Regions from separate parts of the Homo sapiens genome. Here region 2 is linked to region 1. A link is a loop called in an ENCODE intact Hi-C map of the cell type or tissue named here. Cell type or tissue: endothelial cell of umbilical vein. All regions are shown on one strand.

Region 1 (8,000 bases):
CCCCTCTGACCAGAGACATTCCAACCCCACAATAAACTTCTCCTCCACACAGAAACATTCCAAGCCTGTGATAAGCTCTCTTACCCTAAAACCCTTAAATACTCTTAGTCTGTAAGAGAGAGTGGTCCTGACCAAAAATTGGTCAGAATCCCCTCTCAGGTTTATTCTCCAAAATAAACCTGTCTTTCACTGTTGAGCCATTTTTCATGTTTCTTTCCTCTTTCTTTAACTCTTACAGGAGGAGTGGCTACACTTATATCAGATAAAATAGACTGAGTTAAAAACTGTTACAAGAGACCAAAAGGGAAATTTTATAATGATAAAAGGGTCAATTCAACAGGAATATATAACAATTACAATTATATATGCATCCAACAGTAGAACACCTAAATATATAAAGCAAACATTGGAAAAACAGAAAAGAGAAATAGGGAGCAATAAAATAATAGTAGGAAACTTCAATACTATTTGCAATAATGGATACATCATTCAGACAGAAATCTGTATCCATAAGAAAACAGCAGACTTGAATAACACAATAGACCAAATGGACCAAACAGACATATGCAGAATATTCCACCAAACAGCAGCTGAATACATACTCTTCTCATGTGCACTCAGATCCTTCCCCAGGATAAGTCACATATTAAGTCACAAAATAAGTTATAACAAATTTAGAAAGATTGAAATCACACCAAGTGTCTTTCTGGCCACAACAAAATTAAACTATAAATCAATAACAGAAGGAAGACTGGAAAAATAAAAAATACATAGATATTAAACAACAGACTCTTGAAAAGTCATTGAGTGAAAGAAGGAATCAAGAAGGAATTTAAAGTGCCTTAATACAAATGAAAACAAAAATAAAAAACACTAAAATTATGGTATTCAGCAAAAGCACTATTAAGAAGGAGGTTTACTGTGATAAATACCTACATTAACAAAGAACAAAGATCTAAAATAATCAACCCAAATTTATACTTCAAGAGGCTAGAAAAAGAACAAACTAAGCTCAAAATTAGCAGAGAAAGAAATAACAAAAATTAGAGAAGAAATAAATAAAACAAGAAAAGAAAAAAATCAAAGAGGCTCAGTGGGTTTTTTGAAAAAAATAATTAACACACCCTTATTTAGACTAAAAAAAAAGAAATGAAAGAAGATACATTATAACTGCTCTTTTAGAAATAAAAATGATCATAAGTGAACAAATATGTCAACTAATCGAATAACCTAGAAGAATTGTGTAAATTCCCAAATACACAAAACATGTCAAAAGTAAAAATCAAGAAAGTTTGAACAGACCTATCATTAGTATGGAGATTTAATGAATAACAAAAATCCTTCTAACAAATAAAAACCCAGGATCAGATAGCTTCACAGGTAGATTCTAATACACATTTTTTTAAAAAAGTGCCAATCAGTCTCAAATGCTTCCAAAAAGTGAGAGAACACTTCCAAACTCATTTTATAAGGCCAGTAGCACACTGCTACCAAAGCCAGACAAGGACACTACAAGAAAAAAAAAATGACAGGCCAATATCTCTGATGAATATAGATGCAAAAAATATTTTAAAAATATTAGGAAATAGAATCCAACAGCACATTAAAGGGATCATACATCATGACCAAGTAGTATTTATTCCCAGGATGCAAGGATGGTTCAGTATGTATAAATTTGTACCACATTCACAGAATAAAGGGAAAAAAAATCACATAATTATATAAATACAAGCAGAGAAAGCATTTGACAAAATTCAACATTCTTTCATGTTAAAAACTCTCAAGAAACTATAAATAGGAGAGTATCTCAACATAATACAGGCTATATATGAAAGGCCCATAGATAATATCAGACTCAACGGTGAAAAGTTGAAAGCTTTTCCTTTAAGAACAGGAGCAAGGCAATGATGCCCACTCTTGCCACTTTTATTCAATATAGAACCAAAGCCCTAGCCAGAACAGTTAGGTAAGAAAAATAAATTAAAGCCTACCAAATCAGAAAGGAAGAGATAAACTTTTTCCTGTTTGCTGATGCCATTATATTATGTATTAAAAATCCCAAAGGCTCCATTTTAAAAAACTGTTAAAACTAATACACAAATACAGTAAGATTGCAAGCTACAAAATCAACTTACAAAAATCAGTTGCATTTCTATACACTAGCAATAAACTCTGAAAAGGAAATTAAGACAACAATCCCATTTACAATAGCACAAAAAAGAATTAAATACTTAAGGAAAAACTTTTCCAAGGAAGTGAAAGACCTGTGTCTGGAAACAAAAACATTGATGAAAGAAATTAAGACACAATTAAATAAAAATATATACCATGTTCATTGATTGGAAGATTTACTATTGTCAAAATAACCATAATATCAAAAGCAATCTATAGATTCAATGCAACCCCTGTCAAAATCACATTGGTATTGTTTAAAAAAATAGAAAAGGAAATCCTAAAATTTATAGGGAATGAGAAAACACCACAAATAACAAAATCAATCTTGAGAAAGAAGAAGAAAGCTGGAGGACTCACACTTCCTAATTTCAAAATTTAGTACAAAACCACAGTAATCAAAACAGTATGGTGCTGGCATAAAGACAGATAAACATCAATGACAGAATAGAGATCTCAGGAATAAATGCACCCATAAAAGGTCAACTGGTCTTTGACAAGGGTACCAAGAATACACTAGGGGGAATGGATAGTCCCTTCAACAAATGGTGTGGAGAAAACTGTATATCCATAAGCAAAACAATAAAATTTGATGTTTATCTTACACCATACACAAGAATTAACTCAAAGTGGATTAAAGACATAAAAGTAAGGCCTGAAACTGTAAAACTGATATAAGAAAAAATAAAAGACATGCTTTATGATCTTGGTCTTGGCAATGATTTCTTGGATATGACACCAAAATCACAGACAACGAAAACAAAAACAAATAAGTTGAACTATGTCAAACTGGAAAGCTCTTGCAAAGCAAAGGAATAATCAACAAAGTGAAAAGACAACATATGGAATGGTAGAAAATATTTGCAAACCATGTGTCTGACAAGGGGTTGCTATCCAAAACATATAAGCAACTCCTACAACTCAACTCAACAGCAAAAAAACTAATAACATGACTTTAAAATGGGCAAGGATCTGAGTAGACATCTTTCAAAAGAAAACATACAAATGGCCAATAGGTATATGAAAAAATGCTCAATGCCACTAATCAGGGAAATGCAAATCAAAACCACAATGAGATATCGCTTCACACATGTCAGGATGCCTATTATCAAATAAAAGACAACAAGTGGTTGGCAAAGATGTGGAGAAAACTGGAATCTTTGTATACTGTTGGTGTTAATGCAAAATGGTGCAACTGCTATGGAAACATGGTGTATATATTCATCTATATTTGTATATATGTATATGCATATTATATATACATGCATATATATATGCACACATATATGCACACACACATGCACAATGGAATATTGCCTTTTTTAAATGCCAAGATAAGAAACAATTTATTACAGAAGAAAAATTTCTCATCCAAAATATAGAAATCAATACAACTTTGCCACAATCAATATACACGAACTGTACAAATGTATACCCATTCATAATTTACCAAATAAAAGATGATTAACAAAGTTCACAAAATAGATGAAAATACTTTTACCCAGGAAAGTTACAAACCAGACCTCCAATTTCTAAAATAGAAGTTTACTCAGTCTTAGAAAACTACAAGCTAGCAAATGTACGTAGAGCTGGCTGGTGCCAACACCACAGTTGAAACAGTCTTTCTAAGGGTCTTTTTAAAAACCCGTTGCCATGGCAGATTCTGGTCACTTGCTACTTTCAAGGTCAAAAACACAATACAAAGTCTGACCATTTTCCCAGGTCATGTTTGCTAGCTTGTCTTTATGTACATTTAGAAATATTTGCTAGGTAAAAGTCTTGTCGTAAAATTTCCAGTACTACTATGTTTAAAACGTTGAGCTCCCCTATTGAGCTGCCAAAAAGGTAAACAATAATTTTCAAGTGTGATAGTTCAAATTCCTCTGCGAGATCTACTACAGAGAAAGGTTCTTTGACATACGGATTTTCTTTAAAGGAATTGATGTAAAAATTTAAGTATGTCTGGGAGAAGCTGAAATCACTCTAGGACTTCACTCCCTAGCAAATAAAGTGATCATTTACTTGGACTCATAGGCTATTAAATTATTGAAAGATACTGTACAAACTATGGCACTGTCACTTTTAAAAAAATGTTTACCACTCTATCTTGTGCCGGATCTTCACAGCTGTGACATGGTTTAAATTCCATAATCCATCCCCAATAGGAGCCCACCCAAAGCCAAAATCAAATTTATCCATGCACTATAAGATGATCCATCTTAACCTGATACAGTCATCATACTGTAGTTTTTGGAAGGGCTGGTTCTGCCCAAGAGAAATTCGTCCTTACAGTTTATTCAGCTGTCTACCATTTGTATGTCGGTGCTGTTTTGAGTGCTACCCCCTGCTGGTGGGGCTTTCATACAGCACACAGATGGAGCCATCTTCTCCAATTCTGCAGGACAGACATCTCATAGGTTGAGGTGAGCGTGAGTCCAACCCAGAGTGTGAGTTCACTTGGGAAAAGCTTGAACAGCTCCTGACTGCTCGGTCCAATCCACTGTGCTGCCTGTCCAGGGGATCCATTTCATGGTTGATGCGAATACAAAGATAACTTGATCTTTTGTATGGCTTTTCTGGGAATCAGTGATGTTTATAATGTTCTGTCAGCAGTTCCTGCAGGCTGTGGCTGAAGGTCTGCAGCTGTTGCCCGTTCGTGAGCCCTTTGCTGTGGAGAAACTTGGAGACGAAGGACATGGAGGCGGCCATCTCGCCTACCCTGGTGGTGGCTCTGGGGTAGAAGGGATGCAAGGAGGCAGAGGTGGGGCGGCCCGGGAACGCCGGGGCTCGGCTGCGCTGCCTCAGCAGCTGAGCAGCCCCCAGGGCTTCCTCACAGAGCAGAGGGCTGACAGGAAGAAAGGGTGTGAGGGGCAGACAGCTACTTTTTTCTTTCATTAGAGTAAAAAAGTTATTTTCTAGACAGGAAGAGGCAGAAGAGAGGAAGAGAGGAGCGATGGCGGTTTGGTTACATGGCTAGGACCTCCCCAGCTGCCTCCACCCCTGGCTGCAGAGCCTCTGAAGATCCCAACAGTTGCCTTTCCAGCACCGAAGGGCGAACTTCTTTAAAAAGAAGAAAATTCTGTATACGACAAAACTAATGAATCTTGAGGACATTATGCTCAGTGAAATAAGTCACAGAAAGACAAATACTGCATGATTCCACTTACATGATTTATCTAAAACAGCCAAATTCATAGAATCAAAGAGTAAAACAGTGGTTATCAGGGGCTAAACTGAAGAGGGAACGGGGAGTTTGTAATCAATGGACATAAAATTTCAGTGAAGCAAGGTAAATAAGCTCTGGAGATTTGCTCTACAATGTTGTACTTATAGTCGACAATAATATATTGTACACTTACAATTTGTTAAAAGGGAGATCTCATGTTAAATGTTCTTACCACAATAAAATAAAATTTTTAAAAGAAAAAAGACACCTGGTGTCTTTTTCTTGTAGCAACCGAAGTAAATAGAGATGTATGGGTGTATAGGCATTAGTTTGATTTTCTCTTACGAAGAGGTCTGGATTATAGCCTCCATCTTGAGACCGGAGTCAAGCACTTGAGGTGGGGAATGATGGAGAGATTGGAAGTGGCATTCTTCTCCACAACACCATGGGTTCTGTAGTCCCTTGTGCAATTCTGCAATTCTGCCATGATAGTTATTGAGACCAAGACAGGCAAAGTCTAACCAGGGAAAGAAGAGTTCTGTAGACTTCCTTCCAATTCTACCAAGGTTGATATTGAGAGCAGGCTTCTTGCCAGCAGCATTAAACCCAACAATCTATACTTCCTAGGACAATCTCTACCTTTGATTTCTGTAAAATAACACTTTTCTGTTTTTCTTCTGAGGCCCCTCCTCCACAGACCAGTTTCTGGATATCTTCTTCTTTATCAGATCTCTAAATGTTGAGATTCTTCTAGATTTAGATCTATGCTGCTTGTTCTTTGCACTCTACATTTTCTTCATTCATTTCTACAACTTTTAATAGTGTGTATAGGTAGCTCCCAGATTGCTATTTTCACCGTGATTCTCTTGCCTCATACTTTTCCCCTCTTTGGTGATGATGTGTCAGCACATTGGCCCTCTCTCTAATCTTGAATACTTTATTTCTGTCTGGGGAGTTTAGCACATGCTTCCCTCTGCCTATAATGCTGTATAACTTGCCCTCTCCCTTTTTGCAAGGATAAATTCCCAGCTTAAATGCCATATCATAAGAGAGGTCTTGACTGAATGCACAATCTATGTTGGATCTCCCTGGATGTTCAGGGAAGAAAAGAAACATTTTTTTCTTTCACAGCATTTATCATCATATGGAATTACCTTATTTAATTTATTTGTTTATATACTTTGATCTGTATTCTTCCACAGGAATGTATAATCCCCAATGGCAGGAACATGTGGTTTTTGTTAACCACAGAACAGTATCTGATACAAAATATGCATTAAAATTCTTGTGAACTGACTAAATAATATCCATCTCTCCACTTGATTGCTTTACTTGCCACACATCCCCAGTACCTAATTCAAGAGCTTGGCTCATTGTCAGCCTTTAAATATTGACTGAACCCAATTAATCACTTTTTTCTTTAACTTCTGAACTCTGTGCCCAGCTCCCTACTTGAATAGCTTCACTGGATATCTCAAAAGAACCTCAAATTCAATATGTCTACTTTCCCTATCTGTTATTAGCAACAAACCCAGCACTTGCCCTAGTAGGAAATCTACAATCATCCTTTACTTATCTCTAAAATGAAAAAAAAACCCACACCTTTTTCATAAAGTTTTGAGTTCACTAAGTGAAATAAGCAAGGTGCCTATCACAATGCCTGGCATACAGTATCTATAAATATTAGTTTAGCTATACCAGTTTTCATTCATTCAAAGAGGCACATCTTTTCACATCTCTGAAATCAAGATGTGTTTTGTGATCAGTAGTGTTTCATAATTGGATATACATCTAATCATTAATCAGGTGGAAATTTTTTCTTTAAATACTTTATTAGAAAATTGTGTCCTTTACCTCAATGGTGCTTCAGATGTGATAATTTGCAGTAACACAACTTCTCTCTCCAATGTGCCCATATATATTAAAGTAGTTATTAGGTCACATCACGTACATTTGAAATCCATATTTTTTCTCACTCTTCCCACTGTTGTAATCTTACTTTGGGCCCTCATTTTCTTCCAACTGAACACTGAATTAGCCCCCTGAATGGTCTTCCTGCTGACTATATTGCCCTTCTCCAATGTGTGTGTCATATTCATGCCAGAGTAATCATGTTTCTCTCATGCCTAACTCACTTCATTATCTACACAACTGCCTGCAGAATGGAAACCAGATTCTTTCACATGGCACACAGGGCTCTGACTCTCTCTCTCTTTAGCCTAATCCCTAAGCCACAGTCAAGTTGACCTCCTTTCTGTACTTGCAGATGACTTAACACTGTATGTTGTTTCACAACCCATGTCGTTTATCACACTGACCTATCTTGAAAATATTTTGTATCAGCTGGAATCCCTCTGGCAATAAATAACAGAAAAGCAACTAGCAGCTGCTTAAACAAATAGGAAAGTCCATAGGTTGGTGTTCCAAGGTTGATAGAATTGCCCAATAATGCTGATGAGGACCAAGGCCCATTTTATCTTTCAGACTTCCTTAACATGCAGACCTTCATCCCCCTGCTTGTTACTTTGCTGTCTCAAGATGGTCATTGAAATATTAAATATCACATCTATTTTCCATTAAGTAAGAACAAGGAAGGACATTCAGGGGTATGCCCACTACAACTCTTCTTTTTAAGAAAGCAAATGTTTCCCATAAGCCCTAC
Region 2 (8,000 bases), 110 kb before region 1:
TATGGATGCAAAAAAGAGTTAAAGAGCATTAGATTATACCAGACAATATTTAGAAATAAGAATCAGAAACGGGTTTGAATTCCCACTCCTATTCACTCAATAGCTTAATGAACTTGACCGTCTATGACTCTGTTTTCATATTTATAAATAGCTCTCCTCATTTTGTGTAATTTTCATGATGAGCGTATGAACTATATGTAACATAATAGTGAAAGTACAATACAAATTCAAGAAACTACTTACAGTCTCAAGATTGGATTGCCGCTATGCTTTAACAATTTTTTTCAGTCCATAGGATTAGATATTTTTACCAACTCAAAAATCCATAAGCCAACTTTGTGTCTACCACGAGGATTGCGTATCAGCATAATAGGAGGTAAAGGTGTGATTTATTTGTCTGACAGAATAGAAGAAAAATGGTGCTTTATTGGGTTGGTTTAAGATGAAAACCTGTTTTTCTAAGTATTGGATCTTGAGACTGCAGCAACTTCTTGGTAAGTTAGCCCCAAATAATACTTTTTCCTCAAATAGAGGATTTTTAAGCAATTATTATTTTCTCTTTGACATCAAAATCAACTAACTTTTTGTTTTTGCTTTTAATAGTCTTGCCATTTTAGATCTTCCTTGTCCATGATGGAGTCAATACCTGAATTAGTCAGAATTAGATTCAATGGCAGTAACAAACAAACTCCCACATCTCAGCGGGTAAGCACCTAACGGTTTGGTTTTTGCTCACACAAAATCTACTTGTGAGTTCAGACACTCTCCAGAACAGCCCCGTGCCAAACAGTGAGTCAGAGAGAACCAGTCTGCTTTCCTCTGGTGACTCTGCCATCGCCAACGTGGCTTTCAAGGTCATACCCATGGGGAAGGAGGTTGCACTTGACTCTTAAAGCCAGGAGTGGGAATGGTATACATCACTTCCGCCCATGTTCCTGCCCTGAATGCAAAGGAGGCTGAGAAATGGGAAGGCTCATGTGGATATTAACTGTCTCTGTCATATCTTCTTATGGAAAGAGAAGGGATTTATGTAATATTGAGCAAAAGAGAGTAATGCAACTTTTGGCAGATACGCTACCTCTGCATAGTCTCTTTGTGTGTTTCAAGTATACCTGGAAATCAGGAAATGTTGCAAAAGGCCTAACTCAAAATTCTTTTCTACTGCCATCAGGCCTAGAGAAATTTTTCTCTGCATGCTTGAATGTCTACCAAATTTACTTTTTAATAAAAAATGAGGATGGCAGTAAAAAGTGTTAAAAAAAAAAAAAGAATAAACACATTTTAATACAGCAGATTCACTGCCTGGGAAGGCAAGGAGTAATGTTCTAATTGAAAACAAAGGAGTCATTAAGGATATTTCCTCACCAGAAAAAAAAAAAAAATCCTGTATAGTGAAAAAAGAACACTGTTTTAAGAACAAAGGGACAATTTTTCATCACACTCCTATCTGCTATGACTATGTGACTTTGGAAATTTGCAGACTCACTTAACCTTTTAGAGGCTCAGTTTCTTTAAATCTGAAGTCAGAATGACAACACCAAACTCACTGAGGTATTGTGACCATAAAATGAAAAAAAAAAAATCATGATTCCTTTAATGGCATGTTTGTTTAAAAAAAAGAAACTGAAAAGCATGATTAATTGACTTTCATTTCACCAAGTGTGTATTTTCTTTCCAACCTAAGAGAAAACAGATCAATGGAAACAAAGGTATGATTCAGAAAACCTGAAAACTCAGAGTACATCGTTACACTTTGACCCCAAATGTTCTGTAATATTCTATGCAAATTTTTCTTTTGGTATTTGTTGCTTATCCTTTTCTTCCTTCTCATTTTCAGTTACAGCACTTTAATCTGTCTGTCATTATTTCATAACTAGATTACTGAAAAACCATTCTAATTTAACTTCCTTGCCTCCAGCTTTTCTTTACCTCTATCTGTCCTGCATACTCTTAAACACTGCTTTTCTCATGTCACTTGTTTCTCAAACATAGTCAATACTTCCAGAATTCATAAGATTATTGCATTTAAGGTTTTGAAAGAGCACATCTAACTCTATTATCTTATATATATATCATATATGTATTTATAATTACACACGTATATAATTATCTTTAAAAAGTGATGCCCCAGAGATCAGAAGATATATTATAGAATAATATTATAATAAAGATATTTAAGATAATGTTAACAATATGTAAAGATTATATATATCTTATATATATGTATATCTTCTGATTTCTGGAATATCAATTTCTTTTTTATCAAGCTAACTAACTCCCACTTAACAGACCTTATTCATTTGTCCTAGCCTTATGTTTTATTATATATTATACCTTCTGTTTACCTAATTATGGGAAACACACCCTGAAAATAGCCATTCTACTCTAGAGGGTAAATTTTTACTATCCCTGTGAAGCACCCTTCCACCTTTGTATATATATTTGCACAGTCCTTTCCTGGGAATAACTCCCCATTCTCCTCCACCTCCCATCCATGAATGATCATCTTAGGTTCCGCTTTGGTAAAGTCTTTTCCGGCCTAACTAAAGTTGATTGTCTTTTCATTCCTGACTCCCTATTGTCTATACTACATACTTTACTGAATCCTGTTGCTTATTGTTTATGTCTCCATATTAATTCAATGTCGAAACAAACAAACAAACAAAAAATCATTCCCGAAATCATCTTGCTTAGCTAATATCCATTCCTCGTTTGATTCTCACTGCAAACAGAAGACATGTGAACACAATTTCAGTGTAAAAGCAATATTTGGTGTATTAAATTACTCTTTATCCTTCCCTTCACCAGTTGAGTAATCATCTTAGAGAGAGCTACATTTGTTTTTTTTTAATCAACTTTTATTTTAGATTCAGGAGGTACATGTACAGGTCATTTGTTTTTATTTATAAAGAAAAATATATTTAGCTCTAGATTCTATTTGAAGAAAAAATAGGATTAGCCTTTTTATAGGAAAGTGAACAAAATAACAAGCTGGTAGGTTAAATTGTTCCAATAATAAACATTCCCTGAGCGTATGACCTTATTCCATTTGAGAAATAAGGCAGCAATAAGAAATTGATGATAAAAATGAGGTTCACACTGAGGCCTGTGTGTTGTCTTCCAGGACCAGGTCTGCGAGGTGTACCCCCAGGAGCCGTAGAAATAATGTACCCAATGATCGAAGAAGAACCTCAGATATTGCAAGTGAAAGAGATAGTCCGGAAGTACTTCCCTGAGACCTGGATCTGGGATTTGGTGGTAGTTGAGTAAGTTGTGTGTTGCCTGGAATTTAGTTTAGGAGAGGGTTTGAATCCTGCTGTATGACTGATGTTATCCTGGATTCCTGATCCTTTTAGTTCTGCTCTGCTCTTTTCTGGTAAATATTTAGGTTTATAGTTCATTTATCTCATAATTAAACAATGCTAATTTTTTTTCTAATTTAGTCTATTGATAACTAAGATAATAGAAAGTAGGATGCTACCAGCCCTCTTAAATAAAGGAAAGGGAAGGGGAGGGGAGGGAGATTGAAAGAAAGAACAAAAGGAAGGAAAGAATGAAAGAAAAGAGGAAGAAATAAAGGGAGGGAGGGAAGGAGGGAGTAAGGGAGGTAGGGAGAAAAAAAACTTTAAACCTCACCAGGAGCACCAACCCTTAGATCAAGTTTAGCATTTACCACACTAGGTTACTGAGTTATCATGTTCTAGGATCAGCCATGCTTTGTGTTAAAAAAAAAAAAAAAAGATTTGCTTATACTCCTCTTCTCTGCTCCTTCACTAGCTCATTAGGTATAAGTGAGCTGGTGACCAGGTCCCTGAAACCATCACAGAGTGGAAGGCCAGCGCATTCTGCTTGTCTGGAACCACAGGGTTTGGCCTCTCTCCTATCGTGTCTCTTCAAGCCTTCCAGCCTTTCTTCCTAGAACTCACCCTTCCTTATTCTGTGGTGCGAGGAGAAGCCTTCACACTCAAAGCCACTGTGTTTAACTGCTTGTCCACCTGCATTCGGGTAAGGACACTTCTCTGGAAGTGAATGAGAATAGAAGATAGTCACCATTCATTACCAGGTCTCCTAGGTAACCCAGGAAATCAGAACTGCATATGATATATCCTAATTTTGGAGCAGACCTGGTACTAAGAGAAAAGGTACCTGACAGGCCCAAGGTGGTAAGGTTATATTCATTCAGGCTCCTATATCTGTGTATTCCTAAATTCAGACATTATGTCCACCTGATTGTTTCATGTTTTTCACTAAACACCTCTTTCTTCTGTTGGCACAAGGCTAAATCCTAAACACTTATCCTAATTCCTGTCAGTTTTTCAATTTTCTTGTTTCAAACACCTAAACTACAAAGTGTCTGATAGAGCTGACCATATTTGCACAGCTTCTCAGCGCCTCTGGACTCATGGACATTGTCCCTCAGTCCATTTACCTGATGCACAGAGCATCTTTTGCAGTATTCATGCTGTTCTGCATCCCTTCATAAACTTGTGGTTGGGTGTGGGGGACAGGTCGTTGTGCAGCTGGAGGTCTCTTCCGCTTTCCTGGCTGTTCCAACAGAGAAGAATGAAGAATCTCACTGTGTCTGTAGAAATGGGCGGAAAACCGTGTCCTGGGTTGTGACTCCGAAGTCACTGGGTGAGTAGTAATGCTATTAGCAAATTCCACTTCGTGTGCTTGGATGATTTGTTTTCTGCACTGACCCCAATACACACTTTTTCTCCTCCTTTAATATTAATCAAGAGGAAGACAACCACTGGATACACTGGGGAAACTGGAAAAGAAGAAACTGTTCAATATAGAATCACCGTTTAACTCTTAAGAACTTTATTCCCCAGGAAAGGTGAATTTCACAGCCACTGCGGAAGCCATGCATTCTCAGGAAGTGTGTGACAATGAGTTGACTGACGTCCCACCACTTGCGCAGAAGGACACTGTAGTCAAGGCCTTACTAGTTGAGGTACGTAAGTCTACTCTCTGTGAGTCTCAGAGCCCTTATTATTTCATACAGTATTATCTAACATGCATCTCACAGTGACATTTAATTCCCAAGAATGTGGATAGATCTACAATCCAATTTTTCACCACCATTTTCTCCTTTGCTTTCAAGTGTTTAATTTTTCTTTTATACATTCAGTATCGCTTTACTTTTTTTTTTTTTTTTTGTCAATATAAAGCCTGAAGGAATAGCAAAGGAGGAAACTTTCAACACGCTGCCCTGTGCATCAGGTAAGTGTAATATATAGAGAAAAATTTCATGTTAAGTGACTTGCCAGAGTATGCAGTTGTGGAATGTCTTTTGGGGGCATGCTTTTCTCTGAGAGAGAGAGAGAAAAAAAAAACAACTCTTACCCTCCTCCAAATCTAAGGACATTTGATGAAAAACATTGTCCTGCCCCACTGGCTGCTCTGAAAAGCCGTCTTTGCATTGTGCGTCGTCAGCCTCCTTGCTCGCCGCAGCCGCCTCCGCCGCCGCGGACTCCGGCAGCTTTATCGCCAGAGTCCCTGAACTGTCGCTTTCTTTTTTATCCCCTGCATCGCGTCACCGGCGTGCCCCACCATGTCAGACGCAGCCGTAGACACCAGCTCCGAAATCACCACCGAGGACTTAAAGGAGAAGAAGGAAGTTGTGGAAGAGGCGGAAAATGGAAGAGACGCCCCTGCTCACGGGAATGCTAATGAGGAAAATGGGGAGCCGGAGGCTGACAACGAGGTAGATGAAGAAGAGGAAGAAGGTGGGGAGGAAGAAGGTGATGGTGAGGAAGAGGATGGAGATGAAGATGAGGGAGCTGAGTCAGCTACGGGCAAGCGGGCAGCTGAAGATGATGAGGATAACGATGTCGATACCCAGAAGCAGAAGACCGACGAGGATGACCAGACGGCAAAAAAGGAAAAGTTAAACTAAAAAAAAAAGGCCGCCGTGACCTATTCACCCTCCACTTCCCGTCTCAGAATCTAAACGTGGTCACCTTCGAGTAGAGGGGCCCGCCCGCCCACCGTGGGCAGTGCCACCCGCAGATGACACGCGCTCTCCACCACCCAACCCAAACCATGAGAATTTGCAACAGGGGAGGGAAAAAGAACCAAAACTTCCAAGGCCCTGCTTTTTTTTTTTCTTAAAAGTAGTTTAAAAAGGAAACTTGTATTTTTTATTTACATTTTATATTTTTGTACATATTGTTAGGGTCGGCCATTTTTAATGATCTCGGATGACCAAACCAGCCTTCGGAGCGTTCTCTGTCCTACTTCTCACTTTACTTGTGGTGTGGCCATGTTCATTATAATCTCAAAGGAGAAAAAAAAAACTTGTAAAAAATGCAAAAATGACAACAGAAAAACCATCTTATTCCGAGCATTCCAGTAACTTTTTTGTGTATGTACTTAGCTGTACTATAAGTAGTTGGTTTGTATGAGATGGTTAAAAAGGCCAAAGATAAAAGGTTTCTTTTTTTTCCTTTTTTGTCTATGAAGTTGCTGTTTATTTTTATTTTTTGGCCTGTTTGATGTATGTGTGAAACAATGTTGTCCAACAATAAACAGGAATTTTATTTTGCTGAGTTGTTCTAGCAAAAAAAAAAAGAAAAAAAAAAGAAAAACATTGTTCTGATGAAAATCACTTGGAATGAGCCTCTTAGGGAAATAAATAGAAAGTACTTTTTAGGATAAATTATTATTATTGTATTTTAAGAATAAAGAAATGGGCATAGAGAAATAAAAGACTTGCTTAAAAGCTTAAAAGCTCTTGCCTAATAATAAGGTCTAAGGCTGTTGACCTCAGGACAGGATTCTTTCTGATACCTCTGTGTTTCTCAAATGTCTTCCTAAACCATGTTCAAAATATTGAAATATCTGTGTGACACTAGTATGATTTACTGTTCAATTGACAGTTTAAATGCACTCATGTTTTTACTTAAACAAGTTATTTTAAGAGGAACTCCAGGTTACTAACTTGTATAGAAAACCAGTATTTTACCAATATCATTAATATAGCAATACAAAAATTACCACTATATTGAAAGAGAAGGGGAAAAGCTAACACTTTTTTAAGTTTATTTAAATTATCATTAAAAACCCAACTCTGTGCCACCTATAATCATCTTGACGATAATGCTCAGTCTGCAGATCTCTCTTCTCTATACGAGGATCCCTTGATAAAATCATCTAGTCAATGGCTTTAATAACAACTATGTACTTGTGTCCAAAACTGTACAACTTTGATCCACACCTTTTTCCTGAACTCAAACTCATGTATTCAACTGCCCACTCTCCACTTACAGGCTTGTAGGTCTCATAGGCATATCAAAATCAGCAAGTTTAAGACTGAGTATCTGCTCGTCCTCACAAACCTGCTCCTCCCTCAATTTCCTTCATCTCAGATGATGAAAAATCCATTCTTCTATTTGCTAGGGAGAAACACTTTGGAGTTCTTTACTACATTCTTTCCCCTATCTTCCCTACCCAATCCATGCACAAATCTAGTCGATTCCACCTTCAAATTGCATCCAGAATCTACCCACTTCTCTCCATCTCTACTATTCTAGTCCTTTCTCTTGCAGGCTCTCAATAGCTTTCTAACTGGTCTCCTGATCATCTCTTCTTGTTCCCCTTCAGCGAGAGGGATCCTTTAAAACATGTGTCAGATCGTGTCCCTCCTCTTCTCTAACCCTTTCAGGAATCTCCCATATCCCCCCTAAGTTAAAGCGTAAGTTTTTAATGCCACTTAGAAACCCTTGCTACCCCATGACTTCACGTCTTCCTAATCTCTCCTTCGCTTAACCCGTTCCGGCCACACTGACCTCTTTCTTCCTATTGGAATACACCCAGCATGCTTCAGTCTCTGGAGTCCTTTTACTTTTTGTTCCTTTTTCCTGGAAGTATCTTCCCCCAGGTTTGGATAAATCTGGCTCCTTGACTTACTTAAAGTCTCTGCTCACACAGGACTTTTTATCAATGAGCTTTTCCATAGGGAGCCCCCTCCCCACTTCCTGACCTGCCTTGTTTTA

The links. Peaks named below come from ENCODE experiments on the same cell type or tissue, not always from the same donor. Only the 100,000 strongest peaks of a DNase experiment are listed, where the experiment ranks them.
Region 2: it touches region 1 in a loop (2.1-fold over the local background); 4 of 110 quality-filtered maps call a loop at or near these places.

What each region holds. Positions count from the first base shown.
Region 1 is chr12:9,131,989-9,139,988 of GRCh38, reverse strand. It overlaps a transcript of KLRG1 not described here, the pseudogene BTG1P1 and a transcript of PZP not described here. Among named protein-coding and RNA genes, the nearest start is that of A2M, 20 kb to the right of the region's middle. In endothelial cell of umbilical vein, a CTCF peak has its summit at 4,512 (motif pointing left); no DNase peak of the experiment used is centred here; H3K27me3 peaks cover 259 bases.
Region 2 is chr12:9,237,889-9,245,888 of GRCh38, reverse strand. It overlaps MIR1244-3 (microRNA 1244-3), which reads left to right and starts at 6,338; the gene lies at 6,338-6,422. It overlaps LINC00987 (long intergenic non-protein coding RNA 987), which reads right to left and starts at 5,816. Exons shown (of 7, transcript NR_137434.2): 1 at 5,350-5,816; 2 at 4,430-4,771. It also overlaps the pseudogene A2MP1 and the pseudogene PTMAP4. RefSeq lists silencers at 755-804, 815-864 and an enhancer at 4,283-5,482. In endothelial cell of umbilical vein, no CTCF peak of the experiment used is centred here; no DNase peak of the experiment used is centred here; H3K4me3 peaks cover 523 bases; H3K27me3 peaks cover 302 bases.